3 separate regions of the Homo sapiens genome follow, and regions 1 and 2 are each linked to region 3. A link is a contact called in ENCODE Hi-C or POLR2A ChIA-PET data. All regions are on one chromosome and are shown on one strand. Each heading gives the region's core, a stretch centred on a gene start or an enhancer-like site at or near the end of the contact. The rest is flanking DNA. Distances are from core to core; before and after follow the strand shown. Region 1 holds the start of EXOSC10-AS1 (EXOSC10 antisense RNA 1). Region 2 holds the start of KLHL21 (kelch like family member 21). Region 3 holds the start of ENO1-AS1 (ENO1 antisense RNA 1).

Region 1 (3,440 bases), core at 544-3,043, 2.2 Mb after region 3:
ATTGCTTCAATTTTCACATTTTATAGCTCTTCATACCACAGAAAATGTTTAAGGAAAAATAAATTTCAGGAAAAATTTATCTACTTCTTTGTTTTCATTTCTTTTCACTAACACAAGAAAACAAAGTACAGTACTTACCACTGAAGCAACCTGTCTCCCTGTGTTTCGCAAAATGCTTGGAAGCCAGGAAAACTTCGGTAAAAATCATACTCATCGCCAAACTGTGGTAGGCCCCCAGATGCCTTGGTGACTGCCACCACGGACCCAAGAGCAAACTGTCAAAAACAAGAAAAGATGGCATGTTTACACAGGGATCCCCATTCATTTGGTATGTCATTTTTTTGATCTATCGTATACAAGGTATCTACTCTTCATCCATCAAAAAAAGCACTCATTTAGTGCCAAACCCCAATCTAATCTAGGCCCTGAGAATACAATACTGAACAGGAAACCAAGTTTGGAGCTTATATTCTTGGGAGAGTTGAGAGACAGAATACATACGTATATAATCTGATTAATATTCACAAATACCTGGGGTTGAATCTTGACTCTGCTACGTATTAACTGAGATCTTGGACAAGTGATTGCTTTATTTGGACTTTAGTGTTCTCCTCTGAGAAACAGGAAAAATAAAAAGGGCCTGCACCACAGAGTTTTTGTGAGGACAGAATGAATAAGCTAATAAAAGCACTTAGGACAGTTCTTGGCACATAAGCGTTATTATTACGACTCAAGTTCAGATCCAAGAGCTTTCTACAGGAATTTGTTTTTGTGTTTTCATCTGGATGAGCATCTAAAAACAATACAAGCTTATCCTAGATCCTTGGACGACAAATTTATAACAGCTACTATCTAAAACTGGATTTGTGTTTATTGTTCAGTTAGTGTCAAGTGGTTCTCTATTTTAACTGTTGTGAGGTAACGAAAAAAAGCCGTGAAGTGACATAAATGATGGCTGATCATGTGAAGGCCTAAAACGTCATTGTGAGTTTTGTGAATAAACATTTCCCAAGAAAAAAGCAGAGAAAGGAGGTGGGAAATTAAGTCACGGAGGGGAACATGGTAGCTTATGAGCATGACCGCCACACAACCAGGACCACAGTTAGTGGTCCAGGAACTATTGAGAGCCATGTTAATGAATCAATAGCATTAGCTAACAGCAAATTAGATAAGATACAACGTTAGTGGAATTTCTGTAAATTTATAGGGTTAATTTACAAATTATTTTAGTTTCATTGCTTTGTAAGAGCTATGCACACCTTAAGCCTAGTTGTACGTTTGCTCATATTTAAGCTAAGTTATACAAAGATCTTAAGTGAACGCCCTGTATACCTTCCAGGAGTTACTAATAAACGTGCAATGGGGCTTTAACAGGTGACATTTAACTCAGGGTTAAAAATTATGTAGGACTGGACTTCAGAAACAGAGGAAGAGAAGGGCCATACTGGCCGCGGGAGGAGACAACTCCAGGCAAGTGTGGGGAGCGCGAAGAAGCCGAGCCCCTGCGGAGAGCTGGTCGGGTGGCTAGGGCGTGGCGAGCGCGACGTCGCAAGGGCTAGGGACGTCTGGGTGGCAAGGAAGCCTTTCCCAGGATGCGAGACGGCTTTCCACATTTGGGCCTCCATGGACTTAGGCTCGCAAGCGGGACGCCCCTCAGTGTCCGTTTCCGAGGCCCCATCCCCGGAGGGTGCAGGAGAGTCTGCGCCCAGCGCGGACAGGGGCCCCGCGACCCTCGCTCGGGCTCCACTACGGCGGGCGGGCATTGGCTGCCCAGAGGGCCCAGTCGGCTTCCGGCGGCCGCGGGCGACTCCTGGTACCCCCGAGGCCCCGCGAACTCACCTTCACAAAGCTGTCGGCGTCCGGGAAGCCTGGCAGCACCATCTCTCCGTCGGATTTGGTTGCGCTGGTCGCCGACAGGACCCTGGGCTCCCGGGTACTGGGTGGCGCCATTTTTTCAGCCTGCACGGCTCGTCTCGCGAGAGCTTGTCGGCCGAGGAGACGGGACGCGTGCGCACCACGCATGCGCCAGGTCGAAGCGGCGGGCGGGGCGTCTGATTATAGTGTGGGGAGCCTGCGATTGGGGTGGGGCGCCTGCGATTAGGTTGGGAAGCCTGCGTTTAGGGTGGGGCACCTGCGATTAGGTTGGGAAGCCTGCGATTAGGTTGGGAAGCCTGCGATTAGGGTGGCACTTTCGAGCGCTCTGGTGTGAATTTCACGTTCTTTTACCTCATATTGTATCATCCCAACAACCCTGTGATCTAGGGTGCGGCCTGGAGGACCTGACTATCACATATATTTTTGACACGAGGTTTGCCCAATCTGGTTTCGAACTCTTGGGCTCAAGAGATCCTCCCACCTTAGCCTGCGAAGTAGCAGGGACCCCAGGCGAGGGCCACGATCCCCGCTTATCCTCGTGTTTATTTAAAAATTTAAAAAACAAACAAACCGGGATTACCGGGAGTGGTGGTGCGCATCTGTAGTCCCAGCTGCTCGGGAGGCTGAGGTGGGATGGTTGCTTGAGCCGAGGAGGTGGAGGCTCCACTGCACTCCAGCCGGGGTGACAGGATGAAACCCTGTCTCAAAAATTTCTTTTTAAGGTTATGTTTTTGAGGCTGGGCGCCGTGACTCACACCTGTAATCCCAGCACTTTAGGAGGCCGAGGCGGGTGGATCACCTGAGGTCGGGAGTTGGAGACCAGCCTGGCCAACATGGTGAAACTCTGTCTATACTAAAAACACAAAAATTAGTCGGGCGTGGTGGCACATGCCTGTAATCCCAGCTACTCGGGAGGCTGAGGCTTGAGCCCGGGAGGTGGAGGTTACAGTGAGCCGAGATCGAACCACTGCATTCCAGCCTGGGCAACAGAGTGAGACCTTGTCACAAACAAACAAAAAAAACCATGTTTTTGGGACAAAGTTTCACTCTTGCTCTCCCAAAGTGCTGGGATTACAGATACGAGTCATCAGCGTGCAGCCTATTTTTATTTTTATTTTTTTTGAGATGGAGTCTCACTCTGTTGCCCAGGCTGGAGTGCAGTGACGCAATCTTGGCTCACTGCAACCTCCCGCCTCCCGGGTTCAACGAATTCTCTTGCCTCAGCCTCCCGAGTAGCTGGGATTACAGGCGTGCACCACCACGCTCGGCTAATTTTTTTCGTATTTTTAGTAGAAACGGGGTTTCACCATATTGGCCAGGCTGGTCTCGAACTCCTCACCTTGTGATCCTCCCGCCTCGACCTCCCAGAGTGCTGGGATTACAGGCGGAGCCACCGTGCCTGCCCTGTTTATTTTTTTTTTTTGAGACAGAGTCTCACTCTGCTGCCCAGGCTGGAGTGCAGTGGTGCAATCTCAGCTCACTGCAACCTCCGCTTCCTAGGTTCAAGTAGCTGGGATTACAGGCGTGTGCCACAATGCCCGGCTAATTTTTTTTTTTTTTTTGTA
Region 2 (3,266 bases), core at 309-2,808, 2.3 Mb before region 3:
AGGTGCAAGCCCAAGGGAACCTTGTCACCGGGTGACAAAGAGTGAGTCAGGGGGCCCGGTGTGGCTCAGCAGGGAGGGAGAAATTCCCCGGCTTGTGGGGAACAGATGCCTCACCGGGCGTCGGCCTCCTGCCCGTCCCTGGATTCCTTAAGGAGAAAAAGAAAGCACCCATTGTGCGGGGTGAATGCCCCAGTATCTTCCAACCAAGTGGGGAGGCACCTCCTGGGCACGGAGTTGGCTCAGCCTGGCAGCCCCGGCCGCACGGGGCACAGAGACCCACAAGCAGCTACTTGTCCCGGCTCACACAAGGGGCCCTTCTTCAAGGTTAAAAGTATCGCCCAGAGACATGTAGTCACCAGAGCCCCAGCTTGGACTCAGGTGCGCCCCTAGGATTCCAGGCTCTGTGCGCTTCCCCCGCGAATAGCTGGGCTCCCGTACCGGCGAGGTTCAACCCCAGAGAGCCTGCCCAGCCCCTGGCCCACTCACCCGTCACGTAGATGTCATTGCCCAGCGCCACGATGCTGTAGCCTCCGCCCAGGTGGTCTGGGAACTCGGCCAGGTAGCGCCACTGACCCGTCTGCGGGTTGTAGCAGTCGACAGTGACCAGCTCGTCACAGTCCTGGTCGCAGCCGCCCACGAGCACGAGGATCTCGGCGAGACCGGTGGACGGGCGAGGACGCATTCGGGGACAGGGCCCGCGGTCGTGGCGGTCGTAGCGCGCCGCCTGGAAGTCGCGCGCCTCGCGCAGCAGGCGCAGGCAGGGTGGGCAGCGCGCCACCAGCGGCTCGGCCTCGACGTGCGCCAACAGGTAGAAGCGGCGCACGAAGGGCAGGCGCACGGCCTCCAGCAGCTGCGGCCAGTGCGCGGCGCGGCGCGGCGGGTCAGCGCGGACCCAGCGCAGCGCCAGCTGGTAGGCGGCCTCCTCCTTGGGCACACACAGCCCGTCGTCCCGCAGGTAGCGCAGCAGGCGCGCCAGTGGCAGCCGCTCCAGCTGCTCGGCGCCCAGCTCGCCCACGTGGCGCAGAATGAACCGCTGCGCCGCGCTCGCCAGTCCCGAGCAGCTGAAGGCCTCAGCGAAGTCCTGCATGTCCAGGCAGTTGGCCAGGTCGAGCTGCTGCTGCAGGAAGGCCCCGCACGCCTCCTTCACGGCCGGGAACTGCAGCAGGTCGGCGGCGCGCAGCAGCGGCTCAGCGTTGTCGCCGCTTACCGCCACGCGGCCCGTGTAGCTGAAGTCCAGCAGCAGCTGCAGCATGTCGGGAGGCACTCCGTGCAGGCGCACCCGCTCGGCGCGGCTCTCGCGCAGCTGCCCCGCGAACATGGCGCGGAAGTAGGGGCTGGCGGCGGCCAGCACCGCACGGTGCGCCGGGAAGTCGCGCCCGCCCGCCGCCTCCAGGGTCACGTCCAGGAACTTGCGCTCGGCGCGCAGCTGGCTCAGGCCGCGCAGCAGGCTCAGGGCGTGCGCGGGGTCCGAGAAGGGAAGCACGGCCAGGGGCGCCGGTCGCTCCATGGCGCCTTCGATAGGTTGTCGAGGACGCCGCGGCCGGGGCCTGCGGAGAGACGCGGCGCGCTAGGCACCGCTGCTATAAATAGGGCGGGGCGCCGCGGCTCTCGAGGGGCGGGATGGGCGGGGAGACGTCTGCACCGCCCCCTTAACCCCTCTGTGCCGGGCGCCACCGCCCCCCGCGAGCGCGGGCTCGCCTGTCCCCCGCGCGGCGCCCGCCCCCGGCTCCGCAGGCTGAGTCACCGCTGTCCGCGGCCGGCTCCCTCCCTCCGCCCTTCTGCGTCTCCCCGCTGACGCCCGGGCCGGGGACAGCGAGTGACAAGTGCCAGGTCCGAGGGCGGCCTCGCCGCGCGCCGGGACCGGGGGCCTCCCGGGGTTGCCCACGACCCACCCGGCCCGGCTGCTGAACCCAACCCGGGAGAGGCGAGCTCGGCCCTGAAACCAAAGCCACCCCTCCTTTCACGCCAGACTTCCCAAGGGCGCCGGCCCAGGTCCCGGGGCGGCTGGGTACAATGGCTTTTTGTTTTGCTTTTGAGTTCCACTAGTTTCAAGGGTTGCTAGTTAACCCCATCACGGGACACACTCAAAGGATAGGCTTTTTACCATTCTGGACCAAAGCAAGAACGCGTATAAAGTTTTTCGGTGACGTTTTTTTCTTGGCGCATTTATAAGCGACCCGGGGCCGGATTCCAGGAGTCGGCCCCACTCCTGTGTTCCTGAAGGAGCTTCTGACTCAATCACACAGGCGTTAACTTTAGTCGGCTTCACGCGCAGTTGTAGTTTCCGAGTCTGCGTCGCAGCTGCAGGCTCCGGGGCTGCCCGCCCTAGGGGCTCCCGGGCCTCCCTGAAGCAGCTGCTCGGACTCCACGAGAGGGTAACTGGGTATAAAGAGCGAGGGCTCAAAGTCAGATAGGAGACCGCCTTGAAACTAGATGACGCCACTAAGCACAGTCCCGCCGTCACTTGTACTGCGGTGGGGAATGGTGAAAGAAGGAATCGCCCTTATTTTAGTTCCGATAGACACAGCACCACTTTGAATGTCACTTGTAGGGGAAAAAGAGCCCTCCCTTGGAGGCCATTTTTTCCTCAGTGGAAGGTAGGCTTTGCTCAGTTTTAGAAAAGACCCCTATTTCACCACCAGGACTGCTGCTTTGCAGAGAACACTTGGGTTTGTGCTGTTTTCCAGCCCCCCTACACCGGTGGGCCTTTGAGAACGCATTCCTGAGGAAGGCGCCCGCCCACGTGGGTCCCAGAGCAGGCCACGCGCATGGGAGCTGGCTATCATTTCCTGGTTCCAGCGAGGTCTAGGGCCGCGTAGCGTTTCCAGAAGACATTTTGTTTTTATTCCACCTCTGAAATGAGAACCGCAGGCTTTCTCTTCTACTTAAGAGTTTCACGTCATTTTGCCATAAGAATGCATCTGGTCTGAATTTCAGGGTGAGCATGGGCAGCACAGGCCCAAATCAGAAAACATTCAGGTACCCAGGCGGGCCGCCTGTTGCCCATAGAAGGACTGTTCACACAGCTATTCAAGGCAGCGGCAGCATTCCTGGGCCCAGGAGCAGGGCCAATAGCTTCCTTGCACAGGCTTTGTGACAAGAAAGGCTGAGTAGCCAGGAAGTGGAATGTTTGTAGGGAAAAGAACTCCCGTCCCCTGGGTCAGCTTACCCATCTTGCGTAAGTCCAGTGATTAAATCAATAATGTTTCCATAGTTGAGGATTGAGTACGGTTTTTCTGTATTCCCAATAACAGGGATTTTTAAAC
Region 3 (3,540 bases), core at 623-3,122:
TTACAGGCGCCTGCCATTACGCCCAGGTGATTTTTTTTTTTTTTTGAGACGGAGTCGCGCTCTTTCGCCCAGGCTAGAGTGCAGTGACACGATCTCGACTCACTGCAGGCTCCGCCTCCAGAGTAGCTGGGACTACAGGCGCCCACCACCACACCCGGCTAATTTTTTGTATTTTTAGTAGAGATGGGGTTTAGTAGAGTAGGATGGTCTCGATCTCCTGACCTCGTGAGCCACCCACCTCGGCCTCCCAAAGTGCTAGGATTACAGGCGTGAGCCACCGCGCCTGGTCGATTTTTGTATTTTCAGTAGAGACGGGGTTTCACCACGTTGGTCAGGCTGGTCTCTAACTCCCGACCTCAGGTGATCCTGAGGAGGCCCACCTCGGCATCCCAAAGTGCTCGGATTACAGGCGTGAGCCACCGCGCCCGGACCATTCACAGCTTTTTTAGCTGCCTGGATGGAACCCCGAATTAGGGACACGGTAAATGAATGGAGCAGTCAGGGCCCGGGTGGGCCTGAAAGGCAAGTGAAGCAATGGACCCTACCGCCCAGAGAAGCGCACAGAGCAGGGGAACATTGAACAGGAAGCTTTCTTAAAATACATCCTTCTTGGCCTAGCGCGGTGGCTCACGCCTGTAATCCCAGCACTTTGGGAGGCCGAGGCGGGCGGATCACCTGAGGTCGGGAGCTCAAGACCAGCCTGGCCAACATGGTGAAACACCGCCTCTACTAAAACAACAACAACAACAAAAAAAAAACAAAATTAGCCGGGCGTGGTGGCGCATGCCTGTAATCCCAGCTACTCGGGAGGCTGAGGTAGGAGAATCGCTTGAACCCAGGAGGCCGAGGTTGCGGTGAACCGAGATCCGAGATCGCGCAATTGCACTCCAGCCTGGGCAACAATAGCAAAACTCAAAAAAAAAAAAAAACCAAATCAGATCAGGCCCGATTTTTGGTGGCCAGCCGGGGAGCCGCTCTTGCCCAACTTGGGCGAGGTCGCCTGGAGGACTTGCCAATGATCTAACGGCTCTGCTGTAGGTTCCTCAAGAGGTGCCTTCTCGGAGTTAAATGAGTCACCGCTTACTAGGCAGAAGCGCGGGCCGCGAGCGCGGGCGAGAGGCGGGGGCTACCGGTGGGGGAGGGGGCCGCAGCCTCGTGGCCATCTCCACTATCGCCGCCCTCCTCCATTTTAGGAAGGGCCTGGCCTGAGTGGCCACCGCCGCTAAGTCTGCGTCTATCCCAAAAACCTTACACTTGGCTACGATGGAAAAGCAACTTCCACTCCCAACTCCCGCTGTGCTAAGCAGCTCGCGTGTGCAGCTCCCGACCTTCCCTGACAGTGACTCGGCCCCGCAGTCGGTAATCACGTGTTGATCTGCACTTTCCCCTCCAAAGAAATCGGGGGCCCAGCACGTGCGCCTGGCATTGCGCCCCCGCCCCGGGCCTCGGGGTGAGCGGGGGCGCCAGTTCCCACCCAGGGAGGCGGCTTGCACGTGCCCCCGACCCCGCCACGCTGGGCCTGCGGGCGCGCCGCCTCCCTCGGAGGGAAAAGAGCCCCACAAGCCCAGAAAAGCCCTGCGCCGCCTGCCCGTTGCTCAGCCCTTCCCCAATCATTACCTAGCCACTGGGTCTCGTCGCCTAGGAGAGGAAGCGGAGGGTGCTGCAGACACCGAGGTGAACGTAAAGCCGGCGAGATCTCCGTGCTCCGGGTACCCACAGATACTGTCCGCGCCGCCCGCGCCGACTTCCTGCCTAGCTAAGGCGAGCCCCACCCACTTCCCGCCTCCGGGGCACGCCCCCTCAGCTCCGCCTCGCCATTCGTCGGGAGAGCCGTCACTCATTCCCTCACCTCCCGGAAAGGGGTGGGACTGCGACGGCTGCAGTAGCGTGGAAAGGGGGGTGACGTCCCGCGGACTTGAGGCGGGCAGATCTGGGGGGCCCCGACTCCCCAGCGGCCCTGTAGTGGTGCGGGCGAAACTCTGGCCCCAGATAGGACCGGTGAGCCGAACTGGGGTGTGCGGAGCCGGGGCTCCGGGGGATGGCCCGGGGCGGCGTGGCGGGCATGAGAGCTCGGGGCTCCGTCACGTACTCCGAGTCCCGCACGCACTCAGCGTCGCTCTGGGGCCCCACGTCCGGCCCTCGACCTTGCTGACAACTTTGGCGGCCCGGGCCTGCCGCGGCCCTCCTGCCCCGCCCCTCCTGCCTCGCGCCGCGATCCGAGAGACCCCGTTGGCGTCGAGTCGTTGAGAGGCTGCGCGCCTCGGCCCCACTCCGGGGTTGGGGCGCTGGCCCCGCCGCAGCGCTGCGTGTCCGGGGCCACGTGCGCCGCCTGCGCCTGCGCGCTGCCCTCCAGCCGCGCCCGTCTGGCCGGGCTCCGCCTGGCACCCGCCAAGGTGACCCTGTCCCTTTCTCCTTGCTGCGGTGAGAATCAGGCCGAGACAGCCAAAGGAAGGTTCACTTTCCTTTAATTCTACCTCATACTTTTTGAGTGCCTTCTAGGTGTCCGGCGCGCCCCCACGTGCTTCCCCAGTGTTAATTCATTCTCTCTCTAGTCCATGTCATGTTGCCTCTCAAATTTTACATCCCTCTCATTCCCATCTAGGGAACTAGATCAAACCTACCTGGATTCTTGTGAACCATTCATGTGAATTATTTGGAACTGGAATTTCACACAGACCCGGGGAATTTCTCAAAGTTCAAGACGGGTCATATTCCGTGGAATACGGAAGGAGTTGGAGTGATTTCACTTTTCTGATCAAGAACTGATAGCCATTAAAACTCAGCTCCGCAATATATCCCCCCACTCCAAGGGAGGGCTGAGATGATCACTTCGTTTTCTGTTACGGCTACTTTTATATTTTTCAACATTACTGCTGGTCTGTAAGAGAACTAAAACATCTGATTTTCCTCATTTCCTTGTAAAGAGGTGTTCAAATATGTACTTGAATTTAATTATTTCTTCTGGTCAGCTGCAAAACCTGCTTTTCTTCCTTAACCCCTAGCATTTTTATCCTCTTAGCTACAGACAGGTTTCCATGGCGTTGGTTAAAAATTAAGGCCTATTGAGACCATAGTATTTGCTTTCCAGTGAGTAAGAAGCAAGAACTTTAGGATTAAATTCAGCAAAAAGAAAAAAAAAAAGAGTAAAATTTTGCAAGCAGAGTTTGTGATTTCACCAGCAACACACTAACGTTTTTGGCTACTGAAAACCACTATCCCCAGCCCCATGACTCAGCAGCTAAATCAACAGCCAACATCTCCTACTGGTAAGGACTCTAAGAAATCAGGCACTTGGTACTCTCAGAGCAATTCTAAGGCGTGGCCCTGAAAGGGCTCCAAACAATCTTATTTTACATAAAAATGGTTAGAGAGATAAAGATACTCTGCTGTGGCCAGAACCAGTAAATCTAGCAGGAAATCAGAGGCCGAACATGATCCCGGACTGCTGCCGTTGCAAGATTCTTGGAGGCTGCAGCGCCACATTCTGAGCCAGCACTTCGACCTCACATTGTAGCTAAAATGTTAATGATTACTAGAGAT

Evidence for each region. Hi-C counts contacts between places; a loop is a spot of excess contacts on that map. ChIA-PET counts read pairs that join two places held with the same protein, here RNA polymerase II (POLR2A). Pooled maps may share reads with other maps.
Region 1: a pooled map shows a loop between it and region 3 (8-fold over the local background). The contact joins the promoter of EXOSC10-AS1 here to the promoter of ENO1-AS1 in region 3. A Hi-C loop is called at or near these places in 2 of 50 pooled maps. POLR2A ChIA-PET finds 5 or more read pairs at or near these places in 2 of 52 experiments (PC-3 and WTC11).
Region 2: a pooled map shows a loop between it and region 3 (10-fold over the local background). The contact joins the promoter of KLHL21 here to the promoter of ENO1-AS1 in region 3. A Hi-C loop is called at or near these places in 2 of 37 single-sample maps with no recorded cell type and 9 of 50 pooled maps. POLR2A ChIA-PET finds 5 or more read pairs at or near these places in 1 of 52 experiments (activated CD4-positive, alpha-beta T cell).

Annotation. Positions count from the first base shown.
Region 1 is chr1:11,097,882-11,101,321 of GRCh38, forward strand. It overlaps EXOSC10-AS1 (EXOSC10 antisense RNA 1), which reads left to right and starts at 1,794. Exons shown (of 2, transcript NR_135062.1): 1 at 1,794-1,933. EXOSC10 (exosome component 10) reads right to left here and starts at 1,988. Exons shown (of 25, transcript NM_001001998.3): 1 at 1,840-1,988; 2 at 139-275. The coding sequence starts at 1,950. RefSeq lists enhancers at 1,154-1,716, 1,368-1,427, 1,717-2,277 and a silencer at 1,329-1,530.
Region 2 is chr1:6,601,311-6,604,576 of GRCh38, forward strand. KLHL21 (kelch like family member 21) reads right to left here and starts at 1,559. Exons shown (of 4, transcript NM_014851.4): 1 at 487-1,559. The coding sequence starts at 1,507. LOC107984913 (a long non-coding RNA gene) reads right to left here. Exons shown (of 2, transcript XR_001737882.3): 2 at 2,137-3,266. RefSeq lists enhancers at 75-214, 245-294, 2,055-2,144, 2,165-2,324, 2,365-2,514 and silencers at 555-634, 815-974, 1,575-1,964, 2,929-3,266.
Region 3 is chr1:8,876,963-8,880,502 of GRCh38, forward strand. ENO1-AS1 (ENO1 antisense RNA 1) reads left to right here and starts at 1,873. Exons shown (of 2, transcript NR_038351.1): 1 at 1,873-1,998; 2 at 2,603-2,923. ENO1 (enolase 1) reads right to left here and starts at 1,724. Exons shown (of 12, transcript NM_001428.5): 1 at 1,618-1,724. RefSeq lists enhancers at 561-1,153, 1,154-1,747, 1,748-2,339 and silencers at 1,098-1,217, 1,428-1,477, 2,198-2,447.